4 separate regions of the Homo sapiens genome follow, and all the other regions are linked to region 1. The links are chromatin contacts, found by Hi-C or POLR2A ChIA-PET in ENCODE. All regions are on one chromosome and are shown on one strand. The core of a region is the stretch at or near the end of the contact, and the rest is flanking DNA. Distances in the headings are between cores, read along the strand shown.

Region 1 (3,654 bases), core at 845-3,344:
TAGCGGTGTGCGCCGGTAGTCCCAGCTACTCCGGAGGCTTAGGCAGGAGAATTTCTTGAACCCGGGAGGCAGAGGTTGCAGTGAGCCGAGATCGCACCACTGCACTCCAGCCTGGGTGACAGAGCAAGACACCGTCTCAAAAAAGAAAAAAAAGAGACAGGGTCTCACTCTATAGCGCAGCCTGGAGTGCAGTGGTGCAACCACAGCTCACTGCAACCTCCACCTCCTGAGCTTCAGTCATCTTCCTGCCTCAGCCTTCCAAGCAGTTGGGACTACAGGTGTGCAGCACCACACCCAGCTAAATTTTTTTTCCTTTTTTTGGTAGAGATGGGGTTCCCCCATGCTGCCCATGCTGGTTTCGAACTCATGGGCTCAAGCGGTCCTCCTGCCTCAGCCTCCCAAAGTGCTGGGATTATAGGCATGAACTGCCACGTGAACCCTTTCTCATCCCGAGCTGGCTGCTGCAGACTCAGGACAGCTTTGAGCCTCCCAGGTGCAGCCAGGAGGAGACGCCTTCTTACGTTTGAGAGCTCAGTTAGTTCCTGGGCTTGAGCAACCTCACTGAGCCTGCAGGTGCGGACTTGGGACGTTTCCATGGCTGCTTGCAGCAAACTCAGGGGTGATGACGTTGATGGAATCCGATGGCTTCCTGAGTTCCATCTCAAGGCCTTGCTGTCCCAGGAATGTGGGTTTGGGGCGGAGGGGAATTCCAACTGCAAACCAAGTAACATATATGAAATGTGGCATTGGCGCCTGGGGACAGCGTGGCCTGTGTAAATTATGCAACTTCAAAGCCTGCCCTGTTTTGCAGTGTATTCCATCCTTGAGGAGTCCCGTGGTCTCAGGGTCTGAATGCTTGGAGGAGACTTACCTCCGTGAACGTTTCCTTCTCTGCAAAGCGGGGTGAAAGGTCTCCATTTCACCAAAGGCTGGATGGAGAGGGGGTGGTGTGTCCAGTGCTAGCCCGTGCACCGCCAGAGAGAACCTGCTGCAGCTCCCGTTCTCCTGGGCAGATGACAGTGCCGCCTCCCCCATGCAGCCCACAGGACTCCTAGGGCAGCCCCTGTTTTGGCCGCCAAGGCCACTGTTTTCATTTGAGTGTCTGGAGGCCATAGGTTGTGTTTTCACTTGAGGTCGGGAGTTCAAGACCAGCCTGGCCAACATGGTGAAACCTCGTCTCTATCAAAAATACAAACATTAGCCGGGCGTGATGGCGGGCGCCTGTAGTCCCAGCTACTCGGGAGGCTGAGGCAGGAGAATCGCTTGAACCCGGGAGGCGGAGGTTGCAGTGAGTCGAGATCGCGCCACTGAACTCCAGCCTGGGCGACAGAGTGAGCCTCCGTCTCAAAAAAAAAAATAAATAAAGTGCACAACCCAGTAGATTAGCACACCGGCCATGTCGGGCGGCCGTCACCACTGTCCGGTTGCAGAGCATTACCTCACCCCAAAAGGAGACCCCATAGCCTTAATACCTTACTTAAGTGTGCAGTATTCTTTTAGTCCTGTTTCTCATAAATGTTACCCAAATTGAGGCGCCGCTCTGCGCCCGGCACCGGGGGAGGCGGAGGGACCCGCAGGTGTCGGGTAGGTGCGGCCGCCCCGCCAGGGCCCCGCGTCCCGCGCGCGACGCGCGCCTCGTGGGAACCGGTGTCGCCCGGCTTGGGCTCCCGGCTCACCTCTCGGGTGTGCGGCAGGGGTCTCCGCCCCGGGGCCACGGGAGGGGAAGCAAGGGCCTCGCTGTCTCGCCGCACCTGGGGAAGGGACCCAATTAGCGCGGACCCCACAGCGCAGCACCTCACCAGCTCCCCGCACCAACGCCCCGGCGCGCTCTTTGAGGAAAAAGCAGAGGGCGACTTAGGTACCCACGCCGTCTCAGCGCCGACCAATCGGCGCACGCTGCGGCTCCTGCGGGCTCGCTGGTTGGCTCCGGCGTCAGTCCGTCAGGCGCGCTCGGAGCGGGGCGTATCTGGCCAATGGCTCTCGCTACAGCTTCCTGAGGGCTGGCTGGTTGGCTCCCATGTCCGTCCGTCAGGCGCACGCGGCGGAGCGGCGGCGGCGGCGGCGGCGTTGGGGGCGGTAGCTGGGCGGGCCCTTAGTTCCGGGCGCGCTGCGACCGTTGGGTGAGGCGAGCGCGGGGTCGGGTGCGGGGTCGGGCGCGGGCGCGGGGTCGGGTGCGGGGTCGGGCGCGGGGTCGGGCGCAGGCGCGGGCACCTCTCAGGGAGACTCCGGGCCGGAGCGGGAGCGGGGGCGGGAGAGGCCGCGGGGCGGGGGCGGGGCCAGCCCGAGGGGATTTCTCTGAGCCGCTGGGCCGGAAACCAAGTCCGAGCGTGGCTGGCGCGGGAAAGTTCGGGAACGCGCGCGGCCGTGCTCGGAGCAGCGCCAGGGCACGGTCCGGGGTTTTGCGCGGGGTCGCGGCTCCCAGTACCGCCTGAGGCCCGTGGGCGGCCCACCCGGCCCTGCCCCGTCCCGGGTCCGTCGCTCCCCCGCACCCTGTCGCCCCTCCACGCTCAGCTGTGGGCCCCTCGTGTCCCCGAAGCCCCGCACCCTCAGCCGGCTGCGTGCTCGGGAGGGTCAGGGGCGCCTCCGACCCCTGAGTTTGCCAGCGCCCCCCAGCCAGGGGTCGGGGAAGACCAGTGAGGCTGGGGGCGGAGCCGACTCTGCTGCCTTCCTGCCCAGTGGCTGGGGAGACCCAGGCTGAGCCTGGGTGAAAAGTCCCTCTGGCTGCTGGGAGGGTCGGGGGCAGCAAGGAGCCAGTGCGGGGATGGGCTGCGGTGGACCGGGCCGGGATCGGGGCCGGGGCCTGGTCCTGGCAGTAGCAGGGGATGTTTGTGGAAGGTAGAGCCGAGAAAAAGAGGAGTTGCAATGTCTGCAAGAATCTGGCGTGAGCAGCTGAAGGCTGGTGCTTCCTAGGCCAAGATGAAGGAGTCACAGCGCCCATGGCCTCTCGGGAGGCGGCCAGATGGGCAGCCTGGGGTCAGGGGAACGGTCAGGGCCAGAGCTGGGTATTTTGGAGTTGTCATTTTGAGGCCCCGAGGGCTGAGGGTCAGTGCAGAAGAGCACCAAGCCTCCACTCGGTGTAGGGCCGACAGGGGGTGGGGTGTCTGGCAGCCGGTGAAGACGGGGCTCGGAGGAGGAGGGAGTCTGGTCTGGGTCAAGTCAAGGGAAACTAGGACTGAGAACGGACCCTGCTCTGTGGCCACATGATTTTGAAGGGACGGAATTACTGCCCTGTAACTCAGTCTCTCTCCCTGTTAATAGCCCTAGTTTTTAATAAGAGGAACTGAATGTATTAATGGGTGGACACTTGTAAGGTTCAAGATCTCCTCTTCTACCACGCTTGCTTCTGATACTTTTGTATAAACAGTTGTTAAGAGTTTAGGTTGTTATCAAGCTTCTATTTGGTATTATTTTGAGCCTGAAAAAGATGGGGTTACATATAAAATTGTAATTTTATTTATTTATTTTTTGAGATAGTTTTGGTCTTGTTGCCCAGGCTGGAGTGCAGTGGCTCGATCTCGGCTCACTGCAGCCTCCGCCTCCTGGGTTCAAGCGATTTTTCTGCCTCAGCCTCCCGAGCAGCTGGGATTACAGGCGTGCACCACCACGCCCGGCTAATTTTTTGTATTTTTAGTAGAGATAGGGTTTCATCATGTT
Region 2 (3,654 bases), core at 822-3,321, 700 kb after region 1:
GCCATGTGGGCCACAGTGGGCTCCAGTGGCAGCAACAGCCAGGTTCTGCAGGGCCACGGCTCGAAGTGGGGCTGACGGCTCAGGGCTCACAGGCCAGCACCAGTTGTCCACTTGTGGGGCCGCCTGCTCTTGCAGCACAGGGGAGAGAGCTCGTTCCTCGTGACCCTCCTGGGCACTGACCACGAGCATCAGGGGAGGGAACAGCCATCCTTACTTACCTCAAAGGAGTAGCTCTCCACCAGCGGGATGTCCTGCTCATCGATCAGCGTGTATTTGGTCTGGAAGTTAACCACATGTTTCAAATCATTACATTTGGGATCTGCGTGAGGTGCAGTAACCTTATAACCAGAACAGGCAGGAGCCTGTTGCATTTTCCTGTGAAGTGGAAAGTAACTACAGGCCTCTTCAGACCAAGACAGCTCAGCACATGGGGGCCTCATTCCACCGTTTGGGGTGGTGCAGTCTACGACAAAACACAGGCAGACAGGTTAAAAGCCAGCTGCCCACTTTAGTCTGCGCCAGAGGAGCTGGTATCAGGCTTCATCCTCGCAGGGCTAACCCCAACAGTGGCACTGAACATTCAACGCACCAATAAACCTAGGCAAAGACTGTTTCACTGAGCTGAGGGAGGGGCCGGGGCTGAGGCAGAAGAGCCAGAAGGTTTTGATTAGGGTGTGTTTATTAAGCTGAGCTACTCACTGATTACCCTTTTTAGCTTTTTGTCCATCTGAAATGTTCCAAAGAAAAGCTGTAAGGGATGACAATGCCATCATGGGTGGAGTTAGAAGGGGTCTCTGGTCTCCGACCTGACTGGAGAGCCCACCCTTCCCTGGTGGAAAAAAGCCTCCTCCCCAGCAGGCCCTGCCTATGCTCTTGCAGCAGGGGCAGGAAACAGGAACAGGTCCCAGAACGGGCCAGTCTCCCTCTTGGCAGTTTTTCTTCTGGGATCTGAACCTGTTTTACCTGACGCCGCCTGACACTGCCTCGGCTCCTCTCTCCCACCAAAAGCCGCAGCCGCTGGTGACGGGAACAGGGCTCCCATCCGGGTAAGGACCCTGGCTGGTGCAGCTGCACAGGTGGCTCCGAGAAACCGCCAAGCCTCAATGCCCACAGGTGCCATGGAATCCCCAGCCTCAAACGTGGAGCGTGGGGGCCAAGTAAGAAGAGAAGTCGAGGAAGGCCCTGAGTCTGCAGCATCAGGGCCCAGGCTTCTTCCTCTCTGCTCCGAGTCTGAGGCTCAGCCTAACGTGGCCAACCCCTGGCAGCGTTAAAACGAGCCTGAAGCCCTGCTGAGAACTGGGAGGCACAGAAGAGCCCACACCAGACCCGCCTCGGCGAGAGGTGTGGAAGTGGCGCTGCCTCGGAAAGGGCGCTGTGTTTAAACCGTGTGGCCGCACTGGCAGCCCGGACGCCGCGCTAGGCCCCGGATCGCCGACACCACTGGGAGGGCTCCGGGAGAACGCGGCTCGGGCTCGAGCCACGCATCTCCGCACCCGGCTCGGGACAGGGCCGTGGCCTCCACCTCCGGCAGGGCAGGGCCGAGGGTGGCCAGGTGCACCCCAGAGCCGAGGGGTGCGTGCCCGCCGGCCTGCGAGAGGAAGCTGCACCCGCGCGGGGCCAGCAGCCGGGCCCGCGCAGCGTCCCCCGCCCCGCTGGGGCCCATCCCGGGCTCCGCGCCCCCGCCCCGGCCGCCGCCCGCACAACCGCCCCCGGCCCCGCGCGGAGGCCTGGACGGGCGAGACGGGCCGGGTCGCGGGCTCCGCGCCGCTCACCTTCCCGGCCACCCGGCCGAGCCGCACGATACCCAATTTGAAGTCGGTCATGGCCGGGCCTGCGCTCTCGGCCGGCAGCGCCGCTCCCTCGGGAGGCGCCGAGCGGGGGCCGGGGCGAGGCCGCGGCGCGCCGGGACAGGACGGGACCGGAGCCGGGGTCGGGGTAGCAGCCAGGCGGGCTCCGGGCGGGACGAGGCTGGGCCGGGCTCGGGCCTCCGCCGCCGCCTCGCGCCCGCCGGACCTGCCACGCGCCGCCGCCGCCGCCGCCACCGCCACCGCGCGCACCACAGCGAGCGGAGCGGAGGGGCGGGGCGCAGCCCCGGACACACCCCCCGGCCCGCCGCCGCTCGGCCAATGGCTAGGCGCGCACGGCGCCGACCGGCGCGCGCCGCCCCGCAACAACCAATAGGAGGAGGGCGAGTGCGCCGGCGCTCTGGGGAGCGGGGCGAGCGCGGGGGAGGGGCGAGGCCGGGGGCGGTGCCTGCGCGCGCCGACGTCAGTTTCGCGGGAAGCTTTGTGCGGGCAGCGGCGCCGCGCCTAGAGGGGCAGTGCGGAGTGTGGCTGGGGACTCGCGCCGGGTCCGTGGAGCTCTGCGAGCTGGCTGCTTTTCGCCTCCCTTGCGGTAGCCTCCGTAAGCTGTTTCCCGCCGCCGTCCTGGCCCCGAGCGCGGAAGGAGGAGGTGGACGGAGCTCGTGCGGGGCCCTCTGGGCGGGCGGGGAGCGGGCGAGGCGGGCTAGGAAGAGGCCGTTGCCGCGGGACGCGGGTGTTTCTGGAGAGACAGCGGACGCCCGGCCCACGCGACCCGGAGGGCGCGGCCTCCCGCGCAGCCTTCTCCGAGCCGCCGGCTCTTCAGCCTCGGGGGCGGCTGACCTCCAGAGCAGCCTGGTCCAAGGCGTCTGGAAACGGAACTCCAGTGAGGCCCATTAGGCTCCGCGGGAAAGCCGAGACCCGCTCAGGGAGGGACTGGGTACGCCGTGGTGGGCAGCGTGGCTCCCCTGCAGCCTGGAGCGAACGGGGCTAGGTCCTGCGTCCTGCTCCGCCGGTGTCCAGTCGCCCGTGAGGAGGCCTCACCCTGCCTCAAGGGCGACTCCTGCACCTGAGGAGCTGCACAGGCTCCTTTCTGGCTTGCTGGGTTCCGTTTTCTTTTCTTGCTTTTTTTTTTTTTTTTTTTGAGTCAGAGTTTTGCTCTGTCACCCAGGCTAGAGTGCAGTGGCACGATCTCGGCTCACTGCAGCCTCTGCCTCTCGGGTTCAAGCGACTCTCCTGCCTCAGCCTCCCGAGTAGCTGGGACTACAGGCACGCGCCACCATGTCCGGCTAATTTTTGTATTTTTAGTAGAAGTGAGGTTTTTCCATATTGGCCAGGATGGTCTCGAACTCCCAACCTGAGGTGATCGGCCCACCTCGGCCTCCCAAAGTGCTGGGATTACAGGCATGAGCCACCGTGCCCCAGCCTGCAAAGGGTGTACATGAGTGAGCCCAGACGTTCCATCTCTGGGTCCCCTGGTACTTGCCAGTACCCCAGACACCCTAGAGGACTGAAGGGGCTGATGAGTCCTGGCCTGCCTGAGACACACATTGGGGTTCAGGCTGGGCCTTGCTCAAAACATGCCTGTCCGACCGCGCGCGGTGGCTCATGCCTGTAATCCTAGCACTTTGGGAGGCCGAGGCGGGCAGATCACGAGGTCAGGAGCTGGAGACCATCCTGGCTAACACGGTGAAACCCCACCTCTACTAAAAATACAAAAAAAAAAGCCGGGCGTGGTGGCGGGTGCCTGTAGTCCCAGCTACTTGGGAGGCTGAGGCAAGAGAATGGCTTGAACCCGGGAGGCAGAGCTTGCAGTGAGCCGAGATCGTGCCACTGCACTCCAGGTTGGGCGACA
Region 3 (3,654 bases), core at 428-2,927, 670 kb after region 1:
AGAAACAGAAAAAACAGTCAGGGGCGAAAAGCAGACAGCCTGAAGCAAACAAGGGCACACCTCTACCCGCTCATGCTCACACCTGGACACTTTTCCCTGGGTTCCTTTCAAGTCAAATTATGTTTCACTGAAAGGAAAATCCTGCTGAAAAAGTCTGTTCTCCAGGAAGAAAAGCTGTCTTTTGAGAAGTGTCTGTCATCTGCTAGGAGCCACCTCCTTCCCTCTGTAAACAGCCCTCACGTGGCTGTCCCGGAACCCAGAACAGCAGCCAGATGGGGCGTATCCAAGCAGGTCAAGAGGAGCCAGGCCCAGCGCGGCGGGGATGGGGGCAGCGCTGCCTTCTGGAGAAGCACGGCTGGAGGGGAGGTGACGCTGGCGGGGCGTGGATCCGGGGTGTGGGGATGCAGCTGGGGAGGAGGGTGCAGCTGGGGAGGGGGTGGATCCGGCGTGTAGGGGTACCGCTGGGGAGTGGGTGCAGCTGGGGAGGGGGTGGATCTGGGGTGTGGGGGTGCCGCTGGGGAGTGGGTGCAGCTGGGGAGGGGGTGGATCCGGCGTGTAGGGGTACCGCTGGGGAGTGGGTGCAGCTGGGGAGGGGGTGGATCTGGGGTGTGGGGGTACTGCTGGGGAGAGGGTGCAGCTGGGGAGCGCGTGGATCCGGCGAGTGGGGGTACCGCTAGGGAGGGGGTGCAGCTGGGGAGGGGGTGGATCTGGGGTGTGGGGGTGCCGCTGGGGAGGGGGTGCAGCTGGGGAGGGGGTGGATCTGGGGCGTGGGGGTGCCGCTGGGGAGGGGGTGCAGCTGGGGAGGGGGTGGATCTGGGGCGTGGGGGTGCCGCTGGGGAGGGGGTGCAGCTGGGGAGGGGATGGATCTGGGGTGTGGGGGTACCGCTGGGGAAGGGCGTGCAGCTGGAGAGGGGATGGATCTGGGCTGTGGGGGTGCCGCTGGGGACGGGGTGCAGCTGGGGAGGGGGTGGATCCGGATTGTGAGGGTGCGGCTGGGGGGCGACTTCCGCGTGGGGTGAGAGGTCGCCTGCGAGGGTGACCGGGCAGGAGGGCTCAGTGCGCAAGCCGGACGTGCTGGGTCCAAGATTATTGATTAATTTGGGCACCGCGAGGGCTCGAGTCCCCCCACACCACTGCCCGGCCTGCGGGGGAGCACAGACAGCCCGGGCCCTCCCGGCTGCAGGTCCCGGGCTTTCCCCGCGCGGTTGCCGGCTCCGCCCAGAGGAGCCGCGCCCGGCGGAGGGGTAAGAAAGGCAGGGTCGCGGCGTCAACGCGGCGGCCGTCTCGAGTCCAGGGCCCGCGTCCTCCCCGACCTCCCGACGCCACCTCACGGCCTCAGGGGGACTGGGCTCCCGGGAAACCGCCGGCCACCTGGCGGACGAACACAGGCAGTGGCGGGCAGTGGAGACGCCAGGGACCACCGCGCTGAGAGCGATCACTCATCCGCCAGCCCCGCCCCGCGAGCCCCGCCCCGCGAGCCCCGCCCCGCGAGCCCCGCCCCGCGAGCCCCGCCCCGCGAGCCCCGCCCCGCGAGCCCCGCACCGCCGGCCCCGCACCGCCAGCCCCGCGAGCCCCGCCCCGCCCCGCGCGCTCCTCGCATTGGCCGAGTCCCCGCGGCCACACCCCCTACCAGATTGGGGCCGCTATTGGACGCGGCGGCCGCGGCCAATCGGAGCCGCTCTTGCTGCGACGCAGCGGTCGGAAGCGGAGCAAGGTCGAGGCCGGGTTGGCGCCGGAGCCGGGGCCGCTTGGAGCTCGTGTGGGGTCTCCGGTCCAGGTGAGTCTGTCGGATTGGGGCGGGCGCCGCGCGCGGCCAGGGGCGGGGCTGGCCGGGTTCCCGGGGCCGCGACTACCCGCTCTCTCCTCCCGCAGGGCGCGGCATGGGCGTCCTGGCCGCAGCGGCGCGCTGCCTGGTCCGGGGTGCGGACCGAATGAGCAAGTGGACGAGCAAGCGGGGCCCGCGCAGCTTCAGGGGCCGCAAGGGCCGGGGCGCCAAGGGCATCGGCTTCCTCACCTCGGGCTGGAGGTTCGTGCAGATCAAGGAGATGGTCCCGGAGTTCGTCGTCCCGGATCTGACCGGCTTCAAGCTCAAGCCCTACGTGAGCTACCTCGCCCCTGAGAGCGAGGAGACGCCCCTGACGGCCGCGCAGCTCTTCAGCGAAGCCGTGGCGCCTGCCATCGAAAAGGACTTCAAGGACGGTACCTTCGACCCTGACAACCTGGAAAAGTACGGCTTCGAGCCCACACAGGAGGGAAAGCTCTTCCAGCTCTACCCCAGGAACTTCCTGCGCTAGCTGGGCGGGGGAGGGGCGGCCTGCCCTCATCTCATTTCTATTAAACGCCTTTGCCAGCTATACGGTGTTTGTTTTTTGGCCTCAGGTCATGGCAAAGTGTGCAGCATGACAGATTTCAGTGCAGGCACCTAAGCCGAGTTCTCATGCAGACTCGGCGCTGTGAACCTCTTTGGAGGTCATCTTCCGAGTCCGAAGGTTCTGGGAACCTGCCAAGGGCAAACATCACTCAGCTTGCAGGAGAAAGAATTTACAAGGCAGATTGTGCCGGATGACAGCACTGGTCAGTTCATCCCCCAAATTATTCACCCAGGGAACAAAGATACAGAGATGGGGGTCTCACTATGCTGCCCAGGCTGAGAACTCATGGGCTGAAATGATCCGCCCGCCTCAGCCTCCCAAAATGCTGGGATTACAGGTGTGAGCCACTGCGCCCAGCCTAGGAAAATTTCCTGTTGCAATCTGACATATAGTGACATGTTGTGTTGTATCATCAGAAAAGAAGAAAGGGATAAGGCCAGGTGCGGTGGCTCACGCCTGTAATCCCAGCACATTGGGAGGCTGAGGCGGGAGGATCACAAGATTAGGAGTTCAAGACCAGCCTGGCCAGCATGATGAAACCCCATCTCTACTAAAAATACAAAAATTAGCCAGGCGTGGTGGCGTGCGACTGTAGTCCCAGCTACTCCAAAGGCAAGAGAATCGCTTAAACCCAGGAGGCAGAGCTTGCAGTGAGTCGAGATCGCACCACTGCACTCCAGCCTGGGTAACAGAGTGAGACTCCGTCTCAAAAAAGGGATAAAACTGCATGTTTTTTTGCTTGTAGTCACCTATGTATCATTAGTAAATGCTGAGGATTTGACAAATAGTGGCCTGTACCTCAACCACAGTTCCTCCCAGAGAGACAAAAGCCCTCACAGCAGGAGTTGGATGTAACACACCCAGTTTGTTCACACACCTAAAGTCACCATCTGTCCAGTATTTGGGAGCTAACCCGTGTGGGTGCTGCAGTGATGAGTGTTCCCTACAGACTTCACATATTTCAAGCTGATGACCCCCAAGGCAACTTGGAACACACACTCCCTTTTACTTACCTGCATAGGGATCCAATACAGGTTGAGCGTCGTTATCCAAAATGCTTGGGGCTGGGCGCCCTGGCTCATGCCTGTAATCCCAGCACTTTGGGAAGCCGAGACAGGCGGGTCATCTGAGGTCAGGAGCCTGGCCAACATGGTGAAACCCCATTTGTACTAAAAATACAAAAATTAGCCAGGCATGGTGGCACACACCTGTAATCCCAGCTACTCCGGAGGCTGAGGCAGGAGAATCACTTGAACCTGGGAGGTGGAGGGCAGTGAGTCGA
Region 4 (3,654 bases), core at 512-3,011, 570 kb after region 1:
GCAGGGCCTGCTGACGTCCTCCCGGCTGCCACCAGGGCTGGCGCGCAGGGGCTGGCTGTGATGGTGAGGGTGCCGCTGCCGCCGCCCCTTCACCACCGCCAGCTCAATGGCCTCCGCCTCAGGGCTGGGCAGCAGGGCAGGCTCCCCAGAGATGGTGTACACTCGAGGCTGAGGGCCCTCGCCTGCGGGCTTCCTAATGCTGGGCTCCTCTGAGAGGCTGCCCTCGTAGCAGCCGTTGGAGACGAGGGACAGGCGGCGCTTGTTCTGGGGGGCCGGCTGCATCTCGGGGGACCCGTCGTGGCCAGAGTAGGCATCAGCCAGCAGGTGATCTAGGAGAGACACTGAGTGAGCCTGCCTGCCGCGTGTGGGCCCCCCGCTGCCGGTTTCATAGCAGGCCGAAGGCAGAGAACACCCAGTGGGCACCTGGCCTCTGTGGGGGACTAGGGCTGCCCAAACCCTAGTCACTGGCGTGTTTCTGAGCCCCTCACTCCTATCTGGGCCTGAAGCTCTAGCATGTGCGTGGGGGCTGGGTGACGCTGTGCTACCTGTGTGCGGTCCTGCCGGGTAGGAACACGCAGGCCATCCCCCAGCCTGCGATCGCACCGTTTGCCTGGTGCCAACTTCCCCCTCCCCCCACCAGCTGGCCCCCAGAGGCAGTGGTGCCAGCCCTGGGGGAGCCAGGAGGCCTGTTGCCATGCCAACGGCCCAGGCGGGGTGGGTGCCATGGTGACGAGCGGCTGGGAACTGCTCCTGGGGCTCGGGCAGGGAGGGCAGGGGATGTAAGGAAGCCAGGCCGGCAGGGCGCCGGGCCCACGCGCAACCAATGCCCCTCACGCTCCACCCCCGGAGGCAGGGATCAGCATCCCTTGGGCTGGGGGGTCTGGGCGGCCCTGGCACGGCCTCGCGTGCCCCTACCTGCGCCGTTGCGGTTCTCAGGGTGACTCTGGGACAGGTACTCTCCAAACGCTCGGGCTGCTCTGAGGGTGGACAGAGGGCACGGTCAGAGGCCACGGCACGACCCTCCCAAACACCGGGCCGCGCAAGAGCCGGGGGTCCGGTCCCCAGCCAGGCCCTCGGCGTCTGGAAGGAGGGTCGGGGTCGTCCCCCTCCGGGAGCCCACACACCCTTGGTCCTGGTGCGCCCTGGCCAGGCCTGCAGGCCCGGCCCCTGCCCGTCGGACCGTGGAGAGGGGTCGCGAGGCCGGTCGGCTGCTGTTCCCCGGGGGAACCGAGGCCACTCCCGACCTGGGGGGTGCGCTCGCCCACCACGCGCTCGCGAGGGGAGGGGAGGGAAGAGCAGGGCAGGGGACCAGGAAGAGGGAGGCGCGGGGCGCGGGGAGGGCGCCTCAGTGGCAGAGGCCGGGGCCCGGGAGCCCGGGGAGCACCGCGGGGCAGGGGCGGACTCGGGCGGGGTCGGAGGTCCAGGGCGGGGTGCGGGAAGGCGGCCCCGCCGCACTCACCGCACTTTGGCCGCCACCGAGGACATGGCCTCGCTCCTCAGCGCCCTCCTCCTGGAGGCGGCGGCGCCCATGGTCGAGGCGGCGGCGCATCCCCCGGGCCTCAGAGCGCGCCCCGCGCCCGCCGCCTCCGCCGGGGTAGCCGCGCCGCACCGGGGGTCGCGCTCGGGCTCGGGCTCGGGGTCTCGCTCGGGCTCCGGCTCGGGCTTGGGCTCGGGGTCGGGCTCGGGGTCGGGCCCGGTCCCCGCATGGCCGCACCCGGCGCTCCGCGCGTGCCGCCGCTCCCGGGAGAGCGCTGCCCGAACCGAGGGCCGGCCCCGCCCATCGTGACGTCAGGGCCCGGGCGGGCCCAGAGGGGCGGTCGGCCCCACCTACCGTGACGTCAGGGCCCCGGAGAGCTCGGAGAGGACATGTGGCCCCGCCCACCGTGACGTCCGGGCCCGGGTTGAGTTGGGGGCGGGGCCGGGCGGCCTGGCTCCGCGCCCTCTCGTCCAGGCCTCCAGAGCGGGGAAACTGAGGCCAGCGGCCCCCTGGTCGCAAAGTCCTGGGCCCTCGGCCCTCACGATCTGCTGCTCAGACCTGCAGGATCACAGGGAGGCCGGTTCTCCCTCCCCTTACACAAAAGGGCTCCCTGTGCAGTTTGGGAACTGGAAACCGAAGGGGAAGCCAGTTTAGGGGGCACCCAGTTTGCACGAGGCCAGAGAGAGACAGAGGGGCCCGTCCTGGTCCTGGGGGGCCACAGCTCTATGCAGACTCTGGACGCCCTACCTGCCTGGCCTGCATTTGCCGCCCTAGGGCTCTCAGGCCCCAGCAGTGGGGTCCTTTGAGGAGGACTGGGGACTGCCCAGCCTCAGGGACCACCCGCATCAGGGAGAACCAGTAGTGTTTCTTTGCCACAGGGACCTCGGCCCGGGAGACACGTCCAACAGTGAGATCCACCTTTATTGAAACATCACACGGCAGCATCAGGGCTCCCACACCTCACAGGGCAGCAGGCAGTTCACAGGACAGCAGGCAGTTCACAGGGCTTTGGGGGCCTCACAGGGCAGCAGGTGGTTCACAGGGCTTCGGGGGGCCTCACAGGGCTTCGGGGGGCCTCACAGGGCTGCAGGGGGTTCACAGAGCTTCAGGGGCCTCACAGAGCTTCAGGGGCCTCACAGGACTGCAGGGGGGCTCACAGGGCCCTGTATGCAGGGCTGCTGGTACAAAGAAGAGGCCCAGAGAACCCTAACACAGCCTGGGGCCCCGGGGAAGTCAGGGCTTCCAGCAGGGCAGGTACAGAGGCCCCTAGGACTTGGCAGGAGCCTCAGCCTTGGGGACAGTCCCACGGAAGACGCTGCATCCGGGCTCTTTAGCAGAGGCCTCTACCCGTCCTGGTCAGAGGAGCCCTCAGACAGTTTTGGGAAAGCCAGACTGGGGTGTCGATGCCGCAGTGAGGACTCGTCCTCCTGCAAGCAGACCGCATGTTCCAGGTGAGGACCAGGCAGGGCAGGGGCTCTGCAGCGCTGGTAACCCGGTGGGACCACAGGGAGGGAGTGGCCGGCACAGGGCCAGGCACCAAGGCTCAGCTGTGGGCACCAGGTGGGACCATGCCCAGCTCCTCACCAAGTCTGAGCCCTGCTGGGCTGAGGTGCTCTGGAAGTCTGCGTATGCATCCCTGGGGACGTCCAGCAGCTCCTCCTCGTACTCCGTCTGGTAGTCAGATTCGTCTGGCACCGAGGGTAGGGCTGCGTCAGTCCCCTCCCAAGGAAGGGACCGTACCCAGCATAGCCACACTCAGAGGCAGAACCGGCCACAGATGCCCACCCCCGCCTCCAAGGTGGCCCGGGGCCCTACACGCAGCCACCTGGTCCCAGGGCAGCCCTGCACACCACCCCTGGTTCTGTCTGGCTCCAGCTTTGCCCCAGCACATCACTTCGTGGGTCTTCCACAAGGACAAGGAGCGGGCAGACACTCCTCCCCTTGTCAGCCAAGCACCCTGAGGGCTCCAGCACCCCAGACCTGGCAACTGTGGATAGGGGCTGCCTTGCCCAGGGCCCTCTCGGCCTGCGGCAGCCATGAAGACGTCTCCCAGGAGAATGTCCAGTTCTGCTGTGAGGAGGCCACTGGCTGAAGGCCCAAGCGCAGGGCCCTGGATGGAGCATGGAGGGTAGTGGACCCGCCCTTCTTGTCCTGCGGCCCCTCCAACAAGCAGCCTT

The links. Hi-C counts contacts between places; a loop is a spot of excess contacts on that map. ChIA-PET counts read pairs that join two places held with the same protein, here RNA polymerase II (POLR2A). Pooled maps may share reads with other maps.
Region 2: a pooled map shows a loop between it and region 1 (5-fold over the local background). The contact joins the promoter of ZMYND19 here to the promoter of TRAF2 in region 1. A Hi-C loop is called at or near these places in 6 of 50 pooled maps. POLR2A ChIA-PET finds 5 or more read pairs at or near these places in 2 of 52 experiments (HEK293T and MCF 10A).
Region 3: a loop to region 1 is called in a pooled map, with 10 times the contacts of the local background. The contact joins the promoter of MRPL41 here to the promoter of TRAF2 in region 1. A Hi-C loop is called at or near these places in 4 of 50 pooled maps. POLR2A ChIA-PET finds 5 or more read pairs at or near these places in 2 of 52 experiments (RWPE1 and activated B cell).
Region 4: a loop to region 1 is called in a pooled map, with 8 times the contacts of the local background. The contact joins the promoter of NSMF here to the promoter of TRAF2 in region 1. A Hi-C loop is called at or near these places in 6 of 50 pooled maps. POLR2A ChIA-PET finds 5 or more read pairs at or near these places in 2 of 52 experiments (IMR-90 and activated naive CD4-positive, alpha-beta T cell).

The regions. Positions count from the first base shown.
Region 1 is chr9:136,884,422-136,888,075 of GRCh38, forward strand. TRAF2 (TNF receptor associated factor 2) reads left to right here and starts at 2,095. Exons shown (of 11, transcript NM_021138.4): 1 at 2,095-2,120. MIR4479 (microRNA 4479) reads left to right here and starts at 2,312; the gene lies at 2,312-2,382. LOC105376326 (a long non-coding RNA gene) reads right to left here and starts at 1,833. Exons shown (of 3, transcript XR_930448.2): 1 at 1,677-1,833; 2 at 872-929; 3 at 359-713. RefSeq lists silencers at 1,520-1,649, 1,870-2,679 and enhancers at 2,056-2,791, 2,792-3,527.
Region 2 is chr9:137,588,441-137,592,094 of GRCh38, forward strand. ZMYND19 (zinc finger MYND-type containing 19) reads right to left here and starts at 2,072. Exons shown (of 6, transcript NM_138462.3): 1 at 1,773-2,072; 2 at 219-278. The coding sequence starts at 1,823. It overlaps LOC124902318 (a long non-coding RNA gene), which reads right to left. Exons shown (of 3, transcript XR_007061885.1): 3 at 2,599-2,668. RefSeq lists enhancers at 1-117, 118-635, 1,158-1,207 and silencers at 1,478-1,527, 1,578-1,687, 1,968-2,357, 2,548-2,617.
Region 3 is chr9:137,550,202-137,553,855 of GRCh38, forward strand. MRPL41 (mitochondrial ribosomal protein L41) reads left to right here and starts at 1,678. Exons shown (of 2, transcript NM_032477.3): 1 at 1,678-1,777; 2 at 1,873-2,354. The coding sequence starts at 1,881. The coding sequence ends at 2,294. It overlaps LOC124902317 (a long non-coding RNA gene), which reads right to left and starts at 3,479. Exons shown (of 2, transcript XR_007061883.1): 1 at 3,386-3,479; 2 at 2,326-2,500. It overlaps PNPLA7 (patatin like domain 7, lysophospholipase), which reads right to left and starts at 201. Exons shown (of 35, transcript NM_001098537.3): 1 at 1-201. RefSeq lists a silencer at 1,000-1,949.
Region 4 is chr9:137,457,573-137,461,226 of GRCh38, forward strand. NSMF (NMDA receptor synaptonuclear signaling and neuronal migration factor) reads right to left here and starts at 1,762. Exons shown (of 16, transcript NM_001130969.3): 1 at 1,460-1,762; 2 at 916-977; 3 at 1-329. The coding sequence starts at 1,530. It overlaps PNPLA7 (patatin like domain 7, lysophospholipase), which reads right to left. Exons shown (of 35, transcript NM_001098537.3): 34 at 3,062-3,165; 35 at 2,380-2,904. The coding sequence ends at 2,821. RefSeq lists enhancers at 1-643, 3,467-3,654 and silencers at 1,283-1,552, 1,643-1,992.